3 separate regions of the Homo sapiens genome follow, and regions 1 and 3 are each linked to region 2. A link is a contact called in ENCODE Hi-C or POLR2A ChIA-PET data. All regions are on one chromosome and are shown on one strand. The core of a region is the stretch at or near the end of the contact, and the rest is flanking DNA. Distances in the headings are between cores, read along the strand shown. Region 1 overlaps INSR (insulin receptor). Region 2 overlaps ARHGEF18 (Rho/Rac guanine nucleotide exchange factor 18). Region 3 overlaps INSR (insulin receptor).

Evidence for each region. A loop is a pair of places that touch in the nucleus more often than their neighbours do. ChIA-PET counts read pairs that join two places held with the same protein, here RNA polymerase II (POLR2A). Pooled maps may share reads with other maps.
Region 1: a map of sigmoid colon shows a loop between it and region 2 (6-fold over the local background). The contact joins two enhancer-like sites. A Hi-C loop is called at or near these places in 1 of 168 maps with a recorded cell type or tissue (sigmoid colon) and 1 of 50 pooled maps. POLR2A ChIA-PET finds 5 or more read pairs at or near these places in 3 of 52 experiments (CD8-positive, alpha-beta memory T cell, activated CD4-positive, alpha-beta T cell and activated T-cell).
Region 3: a pooled map shows a loop between it and region 2 (2.3-fold over the local background). The contact joins two enhancer-like sites. A Hi-C loop is called at or near these places in 1 of 168 maps with a recorded cell type or tissue (sigmoid colon) and 6 of 50 pooled maps. POLR2A ChIA-PET finds 5 or more read pairs at or near these places in 4 of 52 experiments (GM12878, OCI-LY7, T-cell and 1 more).

Annotation. Positions count from the first base shown.
Region 1 is chr19:7,177,417-7,180,917 of GRCh38, reverse strand. The region is part of intron 3 of INSR (insulin receptor); the gene reads left to right. Among named protein-coding and RNA genes, the nearest start is that of ZNF557, 110 kb to the right of the region's middle. RefSeq lists an enhancer at 1,624-1,723. Within about 2 kb of position 1,642, at least 13 of the 41 ENCODE cell types and tissues checked have a DNase peak (open chromatin) inside an H3K27ac peak, as active enhancers do; they include sigmoid colon, where a contact is called at or near this core.
Region 2 is chr19:7,367,282-7,370,797 of GRCh38, reverse strand. The region is part of intron 2 of ARHGEF18 (Rho/Rac guanine nucleotide exchange factor 18); the gene reads right to left. Among named protein-coding and RNA genes, the nearest start is that of ARHGEF18, 20 kb to the right of the region's middle. Within about 2 kb of position 2,202, at least 9 of the 41 ENCODE cell types and tissues checked have a DNase peak (open chromatin) inside an H3K27ac peak, as active enhancers do; they include sigmoid colon, where a contact is called at or near this core.
Region 3 is chr19:7,147,584-7,150,828 of GRCh38, reverse strand. It overlaps INSR (insulin receptor), which reads left to right. Exons shown (of 22, transcript NM_000208.4): 11 at 297-332. Among named protein-coding and RNA genes, the nearest start is that of ZNF557, 80 kb to the right of the region's middle. Within about 2 kb of position 1,573, at least 2 of the 41 ENCODE cell types and tissues checked have a DNase peak (open chromatin) inside an H3K27ac peak, as active enhancers do.

The sequences.
Region 1 (3,501 bases), core at 393-2,892, 190 kb after region 2:
CCTTCCCTAAAACCCTCCGGTGGCTTCCCAAGACCAATGGACAGAATCCAAACTCCTCATCGGGAGGGCTCGGCCAGTTCTCATTCTCATTTCATTCCGGTGCCCCCTGGCCGTGGTGGTCGTTACCGCAGGAGCTTTTCCTGCAACTTGCTACATCCGCTTTCCTCTGTGCCTTTCAATTAGCTGTTCCCTCTTCCTATAATGCTTGTCCCTGCATTTGAGAATGATCCACTTTTTCCCCTCGTCATCTAGATGGCAGCTTAAAAGTCACCTCCTTGGCAAATCCTTCCCGTCTGAGTCAATCATCCGTGCACTCTCTGTCACATCATTTAGTTTTAACTCTTCGATTTGTCACTAGCTGATATTTTTGTCTTTTTTTTTTTTTTTTGAGACAAGGTCTTGGTCTGTCACCCAGGCTAGAGTGCAGTGGCACCCACATGGCTCACTGTGGTCTCAACCCCCTGGGCTCAAGAGATCCTCCTGCCACAGCCTCCTGAGTAGCTGGGACTATATAGGCACACACCACCACACCTGGCTAAAAAAAAATTCTGTAGTGTTGGGGGTCTTGCTATATTCCCCAGGCTCGTCTTGAACTCCTGGGTTTAAGTGATCCTCCCACCTTGGCTTCCCAAAGTGCTGAGATTACAGGGCCTGAGCCACTGTACCTAGCCTTTGTTGTCAATTTATTCACTCTCCCCAACCAGATGATAAGCTTTGTGAGTGTATCAGCTAGCTCTTGTTGCGTAACAAAACCACCTCAGTGCTTAGTGGCTTAAAACACTCCTTTAGGAGCTCTGATGATTTCATGTGTTGACTGAAGGTTTGTCTGGCCTGGGCCTGTTTAGCTACGGCTGATGGTTTAGGGGAGCCTCTTGTGTCTTTGATGGTCAGTGGGGGTCTCTCTCCATAAGTCTCTTACCCCAGCAGCCAGGAAGGGCAGACCTCAATGTTCAAGTGCTTTTCAAGCCTCAGCTTGTATCACGTTTGCAAATATTCCATTGGCCAAAGCAAGCCATATGGCCAAGCCCAGATTCAACAGGTGGGAACATAGACTCCACTTCTTGGTGGGAGAGGCTGCAAAGAACTCATGGTCATTTATAATTTCCCACTGGGAAAGCATATTATCTGCTTTGTTCACTCATGTATACCGGCAGCTGAGAACGGGGGTTGGCCAAGGGCCAGATAGTAAATATTTTCAGCTCTCAGGGCCATATGGTCTCTGTTGGAGCTACTTAACTCTGCCTTTGCAGCGTGAAAGCAGGGTTAGACGATGTACTAACCAATAAATGTGGCCATATTCCAATAGGATATTATTTGCAAAAACAGGTGGCCTACTGGATTTGGCTCCCAGCCCACTGTTTGCCAACTCCAGGCTTAGAGCATTGCCTGCCACATAATAAGAATAGAGGCAATAAAAGAAGTCAAACATTTGGTCAGTATTTTGTTTCTGCCTCAGCTGTTCTGCCACTACCTGGGTGTACTTGCAACACCGTTCTGACACCATCCTCCTCCAAAGTTAGCATCAGACGCCACAAGTTTAAGGCTCAGCCCTCCATGAGATTTCCCTTGCTTCAGACACTGGCAGCATCTTGGGGATCCCCCAGCCACCCACACTTCTGACTAACTGGCTCTAAATTGGGGGATTCCCACAAACTGTTTGGGTTTCATAATTTACTAGAAGGAACTCACAGAATGAAAATAAACCTGGCCAGGTGTGGTGGCTCATGCCTGTAATCCCAGCACTTTGGGAGGCCATGGTGGGAGGCTCACTTGAGCCCAGAGGTTCGAGACCAGCCTGGACAACATAGTGAGATCCCATCTCTACAAAAATTTAAAAACATTAGCCAGGTGAGGGGGTGCATGCCTGTAGTCCCAGGTACTTGAGGGGCTTAAGCAGGAGGATCGCTTGAGCCCAGGAGTTCGAGGCTGCAGTGAGCTAAGATTGTGCCAGTGCACCCCAGCCCGGGTGGCAGAGCAAGATCTTGTCTCAAATTTAAAAACCCTGCTATACAATTACAGTTTTATTATAAAGGATACACATACGGCAAGATCTGGGAGAGTTCTAGATGCAGAATTTCCATATTGCCTCCTCGTGGCAACAGCATGTATCACCCTCTTGACATACTGGTGTGTCCACCAGCTGGGAAGTACTACTGAGCTTCAGCGTCCAGAGTTTTTGTTTGTTTGTTTGTTTGTTTTGAGACGGAGTCTCACTCTGTCACCCAGGCTGGAGTGCAGTGGCTCAATCTCAGCTCACTGCAACCTCCACATCCCAGGTTCAAACAATTCTCCTGCCTCAGCCCCCCGAGTAGCTGGGACTACAGGCATGCACCATCACGCACGGCTAATTTTTGTATTTTTAGTAGAGACAGGGTTTCACCATGTTGGCCAGGCTGGTCTCAAACTCCTGACTTCGTGATTCACCTGCCTCAGCCTCCCAAAGTGCTAGGATTACAGGCGTGAGGCACTGCACCCGGCCCAGTATCCAGAGTTTTAATTGGAGTCTCATTCCTTAGGCGTGATTGATTGAAATCATTGACCATGTGATTCAACACTGCCATTTCCAGCCCCCTCATCTCCCTGGAGGTCCTAAAAGCCCCAACCCTCTGATCACAGGGTTGTTCTTTCTGGTGACCGCCCCCCACCCTCATGTTATCTAGGCACCCCCCCCCCCACAAGTCACCCCGACATTCCTAACACTCCTAACAAAAGCATTCCTGTGACTCAGAAAGTTCCAAGGGTTTTTGAAGCTCTGTGCCAAGAACCGGGATGAAGACCAGATACATACTTTATGATCCTACAGTCACAAAAATCACTCTGAAGAGTTGAATACCCAGGAGTGTGAGAACAACAGCAGCAGCAACAAGGATGCCACCAATAAAAAATGACCCTTGTAGCAACGGATAAAATTGCGTTCTGTGTGCGAAGTGCTTTTGTGGTATGCTTCATTGAGTTCCTCATCACAAGCTGTGGCGTTGGTGGTGTTATTTTCAGATGAAGAAATGGAGACTGTAACAGTTGGGAATCTTGTGGTTTCATGCACCAGAACCCCAACTCAAATTGGCTTAACTGGCCGGGCACGGTTGCTCACACCTGTAATCCCAGCACTTTGGGAGGCCGAGGCGGGTGGATCACCTGAGGTTGGGAGTTCGAGACCAGCCTGACCAAAATGGAGAAACCCTGTTTCTACTAAAAAAAAAAAAAAAAAAAAAAAATACAAAATTAGATGGGGCATGGTGGTGCATGCCTGTAATCCCAGCTACTCGGGAGGCTGAGGCAGGAGAATCACTTGAACCTGGGAGGCGGAGCTTGCAGTGAGCCGAGATCGTGCCATTGTACTCCAGCCTGGGCAACAAGAGTGAGACTCCATCTTAAAAAAAACAAAAACAAAAACAAAACAAAAAAACCATTGACTTAACCAAGATTAAAGGAGTTTGTTGGTACCCATAACCAAAAAGTTCAGGGAGTTGGTTCAGGTATAGCTGTATCAAGAAGCTTAAG
Region 2 (3,516 bases), core at 953-3,452:
ACGTCCTCAAGATTCCTCCACGTTGCAGCATGTGTCAGAATTTCCTTCCTTTTTAAGGTTGAATTGTATTCCATTGTGTGGATGGATCACATCGCATTTATTCATCCATCCATCAGCAGACACCTGGGCTCTTTCCATCTGTTGGCTCTTGTGAATAACGCTGCTATCAACATCAGTGTGCAGATATCTGTGGGTCCTTGCTCTCAGTTCTTCTGGGAAGATACCCAGAAGTGGAATTGCGGGATCATATGGTAATTTTATTTTTACATTTATTTATTTATTTTATTTATTTATTATTTTTTGAGATGGAGTCTCACTCTGTTGCCCAGGCTGGAGTGCAGTGGTGCAATCTCAGCTCACTGCAAGCTCCACCTCCCGGGTTCACGCCATTCTCCTGCCTCAGCCTCCCGAGTAGCTGGGACTACAGGCCCCCGCCACCACGCCCGGCTAATTTTTTTGTATTTTTAGTAGAGATGGAGTTTCCCTGTGTTAGCCAGGATGGTCTCGATCTCCTGACCTCGTGATCCACCCGCTTTGGCCTCCCAAAGTGCTGGGATTACAGGCGTGAGCCACCGCGCCCAGCCCCTATTTTTTACTTTTTGAGACAGAGTCTTGCTCTGTCACCCAGGCTGGAGTGGAGTGGCACCATCTCGGCTCACTGCAACCTCTGCCTCCTGGGTTCAAGTGATTCTCGTGCCTCACCCTCCTGAGTAGTTGGGATTACAGGTGTGCACCACCATGCCCGGCTGATTTTTCTATTTTCAGTAGAGACACGGTTTCATCATGTTGCCGAGGCTGGTCTGAAATTCCTGATTTCAGATGATCCTCCCCGCTCAGCCTCCGAAAGTGCTGGGGTTACAAGCGTGAGCCGCTGCGCCCAAACTAATTTATTTTATTTTTTGAGACGGCATCTCGCTCTGTCTCCTGGGCTGGAGTGCAGTGGCACAATTGCATGGCAATTTTAGGTTTAACTTTCTTTCTTTCTTTCTTTTAATTTTTTTGAGATGGAGTCTCACTCTGTCGCCCAGGCTGGAATGCAATGGCATAGTATCAGCTCACTGAAACATCTGCCTCCCGGGTTCAAACAATTCTCCTGCCTCAGCCTCCCAAGTAGCTGGAATTACAGGCGCCTGCCACAATGCCCGGCTAATTTTTGTATTTTTAGTAGAGACAGAGTTTCACCATCTTGGCCAGGCTGCTCTTGAACTCCTGACCTCATGATTCACCTGCCTCAGCCTCCCAAAGGGCTGGGATTACGGGCATGAGCCACCGTGCCCAGCCAATTTTAGGTTTAACTTTCCTTTCTTTCTTTCCTTTTTTTTTTCTTTTTTTTCCTGAGACGGAGTTTCACTCTTGTTGCCTAGGCTGGAGTGCAATGGCCCGATCTCAGCTCACTGCAACCTCTGCCTCCTGGGTTCAAGCGATTCTCCTGCCTCAGCCTCCCGAGTAGCTGGGATTACAGGCATGTGCCACCACGCCCAGCTAATTTCGTATTTTTAGTAGAGATAGGGTTTCTCCATGTTGCCCAGGCTGGTCTCAAACCCCCGACCTCAGATGATCCATCCGCCTCAGCCTCCCAAACTGCTGGGATTACAGGCGTGAGTCACTGCACCCGCCTAATTTTGTATTTTTAGTAGAGACACGGTTTCACCATCTTGGCCAGGCTGCTCTTGAACTCCTGACCTCATGATTCACCCGCCTCGGCCTCCCAAAGTGCTGGGATTACGGGCATGAGCCGCCGCGCCTGGTCAATTTTAGGTTTAACTTCCTAAGGACTCACTCTGCTGTTTCCACAGCCTGCCTTCTTGAATCTCTCCTTTGTGGCCACCGTCCTCATTTCCCTCCCTTCTCCCTGCTGACTCCTCCTCTGCGTCCTCTTCCTCCCTCTGCCTTTTGATCACCAGGGTCCCTCTTTTTCAGTCTCTTTCTAAAGAGCCACAGCTCTAGCTCTGGCTGGCCCTCATGTGACTTGGGCGGCAGCCTCCTTTCAAATTCCCACTTACCCCCCAAATGGCTCCATTCCTACCCCCAGTGCCTGGAAAACCTCCTACTGTCTTTTCTGTCGCAGCCCCCGAAGGTTTTTTTGTGTCTCTGGTTTTCATCCTCCTGTAAATATAAACACGTCAGGACAGCCTCTTGGCCTGGCTGAGCCTCCCTCTTTCTCCTGCATCTGGCCTCCCTCAGAGGAGGCAGAGGTGGGAGCCAGGCCAGAGATGGGGGTGGAGCTGGGGAGTGGGGAGCCAGGCAGTACAGGCTGTTCCAGCTCCCACTGGTAGGTACATTGAGGGAGGGAGAGAGGGGGTGTCTCATCTTTTATTTTGGAGCTTGCACCTTTGTTCTGACATATCTTGGGCAAGAAAAGATGAGAGCCAGCCCAGTGGGGGTCTTTCCAGGTATCTGAGTAAGCATCGTACGCTGCCCTGCTGGCCCTGACACCCCAAAGAGGATGCTATAAATCCAGGCTCCTGTTCCCTAGACCTGGGGGAGCCTTGGGGGATGGGATCCCCCATCAAATCCAGAGGTGAAACAGCCCAGGGTTCCCCACTCTTCAGAAAGGCTCACCACGCACAGTTTTGCATAGTACATGAATACATGCTTATTTTAAAAATGTAAATAGTTATTGATCTTGTTGTCTGTTGGAAAAAGATAACACACCAAAGCATAATGTGTCCCTGGTCCCATTTTGTCATGTAAAAAAGTGGCTTAATTTCAAACAAAATGGCAAGTAAATCATAGAGCAGATAGTCTTCTCCTTCCTTCCTTCCTTCCTTCCTTCCGCCCTCCCTCCCTCCCTCCCTCTCTCTCTCTCTCTCTCTCTCTTTCTTTCCTTTCTTCCTTCTTTCCAGGTCTGCACTACCATGCCCAGCTTTTATATATATATATAAAATATATATATATAAAAAATATATATAAAATATATATATATAAAAATATATATGTGTATATATATATATAAAATATATATATGTGTATATATATATAAAATATATATATGTGTATATATATATAAAATATATATATGTGTATATATATATATATTTTTTTTTTTTTGAGATGGAGTTTCACTCTTGTTGCCTAGGCTGGAGTGCAATGGTGCGATCTTGGCTCACTGCAACCTCCACCTCCTGGGTTCAAGTGAGTCTCCTGCCTCAGTCTCCCGAGTAGCTGGGATTACAGGTGTCCACCACCACACCTGGCTAATTTTTTTATTTTTAGTAGAGACGGGTTTTACCATGTTGGCCAGACTGGTCTCGAACTCCTGACCTCAGGTGATCTGCCTGCCTCAGCCTCCCAAAGTGCTGGGATTACAGGCGTGAGTCACCACGCCCGGCCCCAGCTAGTATTTTTTTATTTTTTGTAGAGACAGAGTCTTGTTATGTTGCCCAGGCTGGTCTTGAAATCCTGGGCTAAAGTGACCATCCCACCTCGGCCTCCCAAAGTGCTGGAATTACAGACATGAGCCACCGTGCCTCACAGGGCAGATGGTTTTCAAATGGTCATTGGGTAAAAAGACCT
Region 3 (3,245 bases), core at 324-2,823, 220 kb after region 2:
AAGTGGCTGAGTCAGTTGTGATGTCCACATGTAGTCACGTTTGACATCCCAGGGCCACCTCAGCAGGCCGTCTCTGGGGAGAATTTTCTCTGATTTCTTCCCCTTCCCTTGCTGGACCCCTGCACCTGCTGGGGAAGATGTAGCTCACTCCGTCTAGCAAGTGATGGGAGCGAGTGGTCCAGGGTCAAAGCCAGGGTGCCCTTACTCGGACACATGTGGCCTCCAAGTGTCAGAGCCCAGTGGTCTGTCTAATGAAGTTCCCTCTGTCCTCAAAGGCGTTGGTTTTGTTTCCACAGAAAAACCTCTTCAGGCACTGGTGCCGAGGACCCTAGGTATGACTCACCTGTGCGACCCCTGGTGCCTGCTCCGCGCAGGGCCGGCGGCGTGCCAGGCAGATGCCTCGGAGAACCCAGGGGTTTCTGTGGCTTTTTGCATGCGGCGGGCAGCTGTGCTGGAGAGCAGATGCTTCACCAATTCAGAAATCCAATGCCTTCACTCTGAAATGAAATCTGGGCATGAATGTGGGGAGAAACCTTCACTAACACACTCTTGCTAAAACATAGAATCATGGGAGTGCTTCCTGGGTACCCCCTCCCTGCCTTCTGTTTGCAGCCACTGTTTGCTCACTAAACATCTCTGCACCTCCCGCGTGCATTTGCAGAGGTGGGTGGGGGTCCCCGGAGTCTGAGCTCCCCGCGGCTGGGTGCCCCGACCCAGCAGCTCCTACACCATGAATGGAGGTTGATCTGGAAACAGAATATTTTCATGAAAGGGCGACAGGGTATGAACAAAAGAACACCGTGTCGCTCACTGAATTCCACGGAGGAGAGTCAGGGATCTCTTCCTTCCTTCCTTCCTTCCTTCCTTCCTTCCTTCCTTCCTTCCTTCCTTCTTTCTTTTTTTCCTTCTTTCTTTCTTTCCTTCTTTCTTTTCTTTTCTTTATTCCCTCCCTCTCTCCCTCCGTCCGTCCCTCCCTCCCTTCCTTCTTTCCTTCTTCTTTTTTTTTTGGATGGAATTTCACTCTTGTTGCCCAGGCTAGAGTGCAGTGGTGCGATCTCGGCTCTCCACAACCTCCACCTCCCGGGTTCAAGCAATTCTCCTGCCTCAGCCTCCTGAGTAGCTGGGATTACAGGCATGCGCCACCACGCCCGGCTAATTTTTGTACTTTTAGTAGAGACAGGGTTTCTCCATGTTGGTCAGGCTGGTCTCGATCTCCCGACCTCAGGCGATCCGCCCGCCTCGGCCTCCCAAAGTGCTGGAATTACAGGCGTGAGCCACCGCCCCTGGCCAGGGACGTTTCTTTTCAACTTGAGTCTTAAGAGAATGAAGCAGTATGGTCCTGGGAGAGAGAAAAAGCTTGGAGAACTTGGGAGAAAGGCAAGGAGATGTTTACCTGTCGTGGCTTTTGGGAGGAACAGGAGGTGAGACTAAAGAGGCAAGTTGGGACCACTTGGAGAGATTTTCTTCCTTTAGCAGAGTGTTTATTTATTTATTTTTTCCCAGGCACCTGTGTGGCCTGATCTGCCCTCTAGTGGCCATTTGCAATACTAACTGTAGCCAAGAAGGGTCTAAAAATGTACGGGCTTGGTCCAAAGCAGATCTCAATCTCAGTCCTGCTATTAATAATATTCGGGTGGCTCACGCCTGTAATCCCAGCACTTTGGGAGGCCGAGGCGGGCGGATCATGAGATCAGAAGATCGAGACCATCCTGGCTAACACGGTGAAACCCCGTCACTACTAAAAATACAAGAAATTAGCTGGGCGTGGTGACGCAGCTACCCCAGGCGGGGCAATCACTTGAGGCCAGGAGTTCGAGACCAGCCTGACCAAGATGGTGAAACCCCGTTACTACAAGAAACATAAAAATTAGCCGGGCGTGGTGACACACGCCTGTAGTCCCAGCTACTCGGGAGGCTGAGGCAGGAGAATGGCGTGAACCTGGGACGCGGAGCTTGCAGTGAGCCAAGATCGTGCCACTGCACTCCAGCCTGGGCCACAGAGCGAGACTCCGTCTCAAAAAAAATAAAAATAAAATAATATTTGGGGCCACAGCTGGACTTGGTAGCTCACGCCTGTAATCCCAACACTTTGAGAGGCCCAGGCGGGGCAATCACTTGAGGCCAGGAGTTCGAGACCAGCCTGACCAAGATGGTGAAACCCCGTTACTACAAGAAATATAAAAATTAGCCGGGCATGGTGACACACGCCTGTAGTCCCAGCTACTTGGGAGGCCGAGGCAGGAGAATCACTTGATTTCTGGAGGCGGAGGTTGCGGTGAGCCGAGATCTCGCCACTGCATTCCAGCCTGGGTGACAGAGCGAGACTCTGTCTCAAAAAAAAAAAAAAAAAAGAATAAATACATAATACTAATAATAATAATAAATAATATTTGGGGTCAGATTATTCTAGGGCACTGTCCAACAACACTGAGAAGCATCCCTGGCTTCCACTCATCTGATGCCAGTAGTGTGTCTTCCCCCTAAAGTAGTAATAACCAAAAATATCTTCAGACATTGCTAAATATCCCCCTGGGTGATGGGGTCAGAAGGACCCTTGGTTGAGATGACCAGGTTAGTGTGGGATTGCTGGATAATAAAATGCTGCCTAGGCCAGGTGCTGTGGCTCATGCCTGATGCCTGTAATCCCAGCACTTTGGGAGGCCCAGGCAGGCAGATCACCTGAGGTCAAGAGTTTGAAACCAGCCTGGGCAACATGGCGAAACCCCGTCTCTACTAAAAATACAAAAATTAGCCGGGCATGATGATGCACGCCTGTAATCCCAGCTACTTGGGAGGCTGAGGCAGGAGAATCGCTTGAACCCAGAAATTGGAAGTTACAGTGAGCCAAGATCACACCACTGCACTCCAGCCTGGGCAACAGAGCAAGACTCTGTCTCAAAAAAAAAAATCAGTTGATGCTTTGTCTTTTGCCACTTCATGGTCTTTTTGGTTATAATCTTTTTGGTATATAAACTCATTTGGCCTGTTTGATGAGCCCATTTTACATCTCTGGTTGTTGAGATACCAATTTCTCAGTAGTTACTCATGAAGCACCAACGTCTTGGTTATTTTCACGAGACCCATTTGTGCCTGTATAGAAATTATCTGAATCTTGCTAATACGGACATATCTTTGGCTTGATAAGTGGTGGAGCTGTTTTCTTTTCCATTCTACAATGTTGTTAGTCTTTTAATACAAAAAGACCATAAAGAGAATCTTAAGAAATGCCCCCAAAGTAGGATTTG